Regions from separate parts of the Homo sapiens genome. Here region 2 is linked to region 1. Evidence: chromatin loops called from intact Hi-C (ENCODE). Cell type or tissue: endothelial cell of umbilical vein. All regions are shown on one strand. Each heading gives the region's core, and the rest is flanking DNA. Links, peaks and the distances in the headings are about the cores only.

Region 1 (2,803 bases), core at 51-2,550:
TCTTCTTGTAACAATGTGTTTAGCTTATTTAGCAGCATCAGATTCTCCTTCTGATATATGCATTCGATAAACCTGGACACCTGTGCAGATTTCTTTTTCGTGGTGGCACTGTGTTTTCTTTTGCTTGTTATGCGTAAGGTCAGATATGTTGTGTTTTGGGTCCCTGACACCTTGGGCTTGGATGAATAATGTCACTTAAGAGGAGGCAAGTAAAAGGCCAGGCACAGTGGCTCATGCCTGTAATCCCAGCACTTTGGGAGGCCAGGGCAGGTGGATCACGAGGTCAGGAGTTCGAGATCAGCCTGGCTAACATGGTGAAACCCTGTCTCTACTAAAAATACAAAAATTAGCTGGGCGTGGTGGCGCATGCCTGTAATCCCAGCTAATTGGGAGGCTGAGGTGGGAGAATCACTTGAACCTGGGAGGTGGAGGTTGCAGTGAGCCAAGATTGTGCCACTGTACTCCAGTCTGGGTGACAGAGCAAGACTGTCTCAAAAAAAAAAAAAAAGAGGATACAAGGGATACAAGTAGAATTTGTAGTGTGCTGATTAACCAAAGACAAGTTCCTCCACCCTTTTCTTTTTGGCCAGAGTTGATCATTTTCAGAATTCATCATTTTGTCAAGATGATTTTTTTGTTGTTAAATATGAATAATTTGCTTTCCTCTGGACTTCTAAGGCTTCCTGAAATTACATGCAAACATTTGTGCAGTCTCATGTTTGGTTATTGGTTTTTGGGTTTGCTATTTTTGGGCGAGGAGGTCCATATCCTTCATCAGCTTCTCAAGGGGTTTTTTCAGAGGTACAAGGGGAGGCTTTGGTTTGGTTATGACAGTGCTACAGCCAGCAACCCGGGGGCCACCTGGGTGCTGCTCCCCCACTTCAAAACGTGTAGCTAGCAGGATGGAAATCCTGTCTACATGGAAATCCTTGTGGTGTTGGATAGGCCATGATTCATTTCCCTAAGCCTCAAATGCTTCTATTGTTTGTAGTTTTTCTCCCAGAATCTTCATGATCCATTTTTGTACATTCTTATGGCCTTACGATAAATTCCTAGAAGTGGAATTTCTACATCAAAAGAATAGAAACTTTTAAAGGTTTTTGATACATATTGCCAGTTGCCCTTCTGGAAGGTCTACTGGGTACGTCAGTGTACCTGAGTGTTAACAGTGACGGATCAGTATTCATTTCTCTTATAAGGAAGGAAATGAAAGTCATTTGGTAACGTAGAGGCACAATTAGACCTGACAGCCTTTGTGTTTCTCTTCTGTTCTTTAGGCCCCCCAGTTCCCTTTGCTGCTTTCTTCTTTATGCCACAGATTTAATGCTTGAACACATATTGAAATTTTGGAAAGTTACTGTGAATCTAATGGGGCATAATAGGCAGGTTTTCTTAATCCTGGCAATGACCAAACTAATCACTTGTCTGTGGTGGCTTGGTGGAAAAACGGTTTGTCAGCAGAATTTGGTAAAGAAGCAGTCACAAGGACAGGGTGTTGGTCTCATATTTGAGTGCTTCCCTGAGGAAAGAAAAGATAAAGGGAAGAATTGGGTGAATTCATCAGACTGTATTTGGCAGATGGAGATGAAGTGGGTGCAGGTCATCGCCCACGACCTGTTTCCCAGGCTTGCAGAGAAACTGCTGCTCAGGAGCTTGTGACTGTGAGGGCCCCGGGCCGTGGCATGCGTTGGTGCGCTCTCAAGAATGCGGCCATGGCACTCACAGACACATACCAAGAAGCCTCGGCCCCCAGTGCCCCCGCCAGCCTGCTCAGGGGCATGCGGATGACTGGAGCCTGGAAGGCGGGTCTTGCTGGGCAGGACAGATGCCTTACTGTCAGGACAGATGCCTTACTGTAGGCCCAGGAAGAGATCCATGACCGCAGACAGACTTCTGCGTAGGGCCCTGAGGAAAGAGTGGTAAACATGCAGTGAAGGGCGGCCCCACCACTGGTGGCTTCTGACAGGGAGCTGGAGGGTGCAGGTACTGGATGTGTCTCATTGGGATACAAATGAGTGTGCCCCGTGGTTAGGAAGATGAGGAAGTGTAGGCACTTGCAGGGGCCTTTTCTTTTGACTTAGTGAGTTCCCACCAAACCTGGCCTTGTCTGTTTTTGATGCCTTAGGACTTGGGGACAAGGCCACAGCCTGTGACCCCAGCATCATCTCCCCCCAGGGCCTTGCCACCCTCTAGCTTTCATCCTTGCCTCCTCCTCTGCCCTCTCTTTCTTGTCCGATACAGTCACAAGTGCCTAGAATAAACCTCACACCACCCACTGCTCTGCTGTCAGGGCTACCACCCCGGCCCCACCCTGCCTTGCCCCGGCTCTGATCTCAAAGACTTCCCAGCCTCCTGTTGCCATCTGGGTCTGTCCTCCTCCTGCTAGCAGAGAGACCCTCCCTTAGAAACTTACATCAGATCTTTTCACTACCCAGTTTCCTGTCCCTCGATGGGTACCCATCTCAGTTAGAGTAATGTTCAGCTTCTCTCCACAGCCTGCGTGGTCTGGGCCTGGTTTCCCTCTCGAATTTCCCTCCTGTCACTCCCTTTGTTTACTGCCAGTGCTTTTTCCTCTTAGGGTTCCCTGGGCCCTGCCCTTCACTCAGCTTCTGGTGCCTGGCTCTTTCAGACCCATGCAGGCCCCAGCTCACATGACATCTTTTCGGAAAGACCTTCCCTGATGGCCCAGGCCACAGTACCCACACCAGCATCAGCTCTTTGTCCTCTTCCCCTTTTCATTTCTTTGCAGCTCATGCCATCTGAAACTACCTCATTCAATTATTGATAGATCTGTTTGGAATTC
Region 2 (2,803 bases), core at 202-2,701, 82 kb after region 1:
ACAGTGTGAACAGTAATGAATGCTCCATAGCTGGCCGCCTTGCACTCTAGTGGGAACTATGATGTTGGGCACAAGTGCCAGCAGGAAGGTGGGAAGCTTCCCGGGGATGTTTTTCCTGGAGGTCAAGTCCCCCCTTGGGCTGTGAAGTAGCCGGTACTGGGGTTCATGGGCATTTCCCTTCCCTGACTGTTCGCCAGCGTCTGGCACAGCACCAGCAGCCCCTGGAAGTCTAGGCCAGATATGCCATGTCCGAGAATCTTTTGTAAACATTTTTCATCAGTGACTCACAGCTTTGAGAAAGGATTATTTTTATATAAAACGATCTTTCAATTTTACTTTAAAGACCCAAACCATTTTCTTAGAATACTGTCTAAACAAGTTAATCATGCACAGATCCAGTGAATTCTGTGGCCTGGTTCTTATAAAATTTCCAAATAATTTTATACTGTCATAGACAGAGCCAGAGCTTTTTAGAGGTTTGAGGCATTTTTTAGATGTATTACTGTTCTCGGTGCTCAACTAGCTAATTAGTGATTTTTTCTGAGTTTAGTTGGTGAGTGGAAACCTTTTTGTTAACATTATGACAAAATAACAATATGGTTTTAAGTGGAGTGAGAGGCACTTTTGAAGATCCAGATCTTAGATCCAGATCTTAAATCTGTTTAAAGTATGACTCAGAAAGGAGGCTGCAGAAAATGTTCACTAAAAAAATTTAAGAATAATAGCAGATGCTAAAATTTATTTCCCAAGACAATAGCCAAAAAGATCTGCTGGAAGAACAGAAGAAGGGAACTAGTTGGGGCATCTTTTTTTTTTGAATGAAGCCTTCAGCCTTCTTTAGGGGAATCTTGCTTCCTGACAGAGGGACCGGTGGAAAGTTTGTGTCTTAAGCAAGAAAGATTTAAGTACATTCTGCAACTTTGGCCTTGTAAGCTGTGATCATTTTTAAGGTTGACGAGCATAGTTCACTATGAAATGAAGCAAGTAACTTGGCATTTATACATTGTGAGTCAATTTTGACATCAGCCTGGATTGGGAATTGACTGGAAGGTTTTGGTGTTGGACTGTGGCTACACTTCAGTGTCTCGGTCCAGAGGCATGCATGAGCAATACTTCCCTTTGGGCTTTAGCCATTAATTTGTGGAATAGAGCAAGAACTGGAGAGGAAAGTCGAGAGACTGCCTTGGATCGCCTGACGTCCTGTTGAATCAAAAAGCAGTGGGAGGCCCTTTCCTTCCTAACAAAGGCCTCATCCTCTTGCATAACATTCCCAGCATCTGTCGACATGTTCGGGACCATCCCACTTTAACCCACACTTCAAGTGGATGGCCACCTCTGGGCGGGGATCTGCATTCTGCTTATTCCAGGTGTTTTCCAGGCCACTTCCCCGATTATGTAACTTTGATCAAATCCAGATGCGGCAGAATGTTTGATAGAAGAGGTCAAATGGCATTTGAGAAGAAAAGCATTTCTGTATTCATGACTTTGGTTTAATTTCCTGTGTGGGCCTGGTCTGCCAAAGTTGTATGCTCATGGCCACGAGGTTGACGCACCAGAGGGAGGCACTCAAGTGCCTTTTCAGGACAGCCTGAAGGAAGCCTCCCTCCCCAGCATGCTTTTTCATGTTAAATTATCAATTATGTAAGTTTAGGGCCAGGCGCGGTGGCTCCTGCCTGTAATCCCAGCACTTTGGGAGGCTGAGGTGAGTAGATCACTTGAGACCAGGAGTTCAAGACCAGCCTGGCCAACATGGCAAAACCCCGTCTCTACTGAAAATGAAAAAAAAAAAAAAAAAAAAAACTTAGCCAGGCGCAGTGGCTCACATCTGTAATCCCAGCTACTCAGGAGGCTGAGGCAGGAGAATCACGTGAACCTGGGAGCTGGAGGTTGCAGTGAGCCTAGATCGCACCACTGCACTTCAGCCTGGGCGATGGAGTGAGACTCCAACTCAAAAAAAAAAAAAAAAAAATTTCAATTGGCTTCTATTAAAGCTTTTTTATGTTTGTCATTGTTTTCTAGTAATAACAACAATCCACATTTTTTGTGAGAAATATACCATAATATAGAGAAGTATAAAGAAAATGTAAGGCCAGACACGGTGGCTCACGCCGATAATCCCAGCACTTTGGGAGGCTGAGGCAGGCTTATCACCTGAGGTCAGGAGTTCGAAACCAGCCTGGCCAACATGGTGAAACCCCATCTCTACTAAAAATACAAAAAAAGTAGCCGAGTGTGGTGGCGGGCACCTGTAATCCCAGCTACTCAGGAGGCTGAGGCAGGAGAATTGCTTGAACCCGGAAGGTGAAGGTTGCAGTGAGCAGAGATCACGCCATTGCACTCCAGCCTGAGTGTCAAGAACGAGACTCCGTCTCGAGAAAAAAAAAAAAGAAAAGTAAATTTAAAGCACTTAAAATCCCACCACCCTGAGTTAACTACTGTTCACAGTTTGGTGAAATTCCTCCTCGTCTTCTATTTTTTCATAGTTGGGACCATGCCTATATACTGGAATGTAATATAAACACTTAATATATTATTGCGAGTATATTCTCAAACTTAAATATTTTTTCCAAAAATATTTTGAGTGGCTTTTAAAATATATCCTATTTTATGCATGCAGCATAAACTAACTTATCCTGTGTTGATAGATATTTTGTACTTGCCCTTTTCTGTGCTGTTGTTTAAAATTAGTGTATAGAAATAATTGTGTTGATCACTTAGGATAAATTCCTAGAGGTAAATCAGATATTAAATTCTTTATAGACTTCTGGTTCATATTCCAGTTGCCCTCAATTTATACACCTAC

What was found. A loop is a pair of places that touch in the nucleus more often than their neighbours do. Peaks named below come from ENCODE experiments on the same cell type or tissue, not always from the same donor. Only the 100,000 strongest peaks of a DNase experiment are listed, where the experiment ranks them.
Region 2: it touches region 1 in a loop (3-fold over the local background); 14 of 110 quality-filtered maps call a loop at or near these places.

What each region holds. Positions count from the first base shown.
Region 1 is chr9:130,764,461-130,767,263 of GRCh38, forward strand. It overlaps a transcript of ABL1 not described here. Among named protein-coding and RNA genes, the nearest start is that of ABL1, 69 kb to the right of the region's middle. RefSeq lists a silencer at 1,100-1,149 and enhancers at 1,964-2,133, 2,164-2,223, 2,434-2,493, 2,504-2,553, 2,788-2,803. In endothelial cell of umbilical vein, for the core only: no CTCF peak of the experiment used is centred there; a DNase peak (open chromatin) is centred at 991; H3K27ac peaks cover 2,500 bases.
Region 2 is chr9:130,846,568-130,849,370 of GRCh38, forward strand. All of the region lies in intron 1 of ABL1 (ABL proto-oncogene 1, non-receptor tyrosine kinase), which reads left to right. Among named protein-coding and RNA genes, the nearest start is that of ABL1, 13 kb to the left of the region's middle. RefSeq lists an enhancer at 881-1,503 and a silencer at 1,095-1,389. In endothelial cell of umbilical vein, for the core only: a CTCF peak has its summit at 1,550 (motif pointing right); a DNase peak (open chromatin) is centred at 1,154; H3K27ac peaks cover 1,863 bases.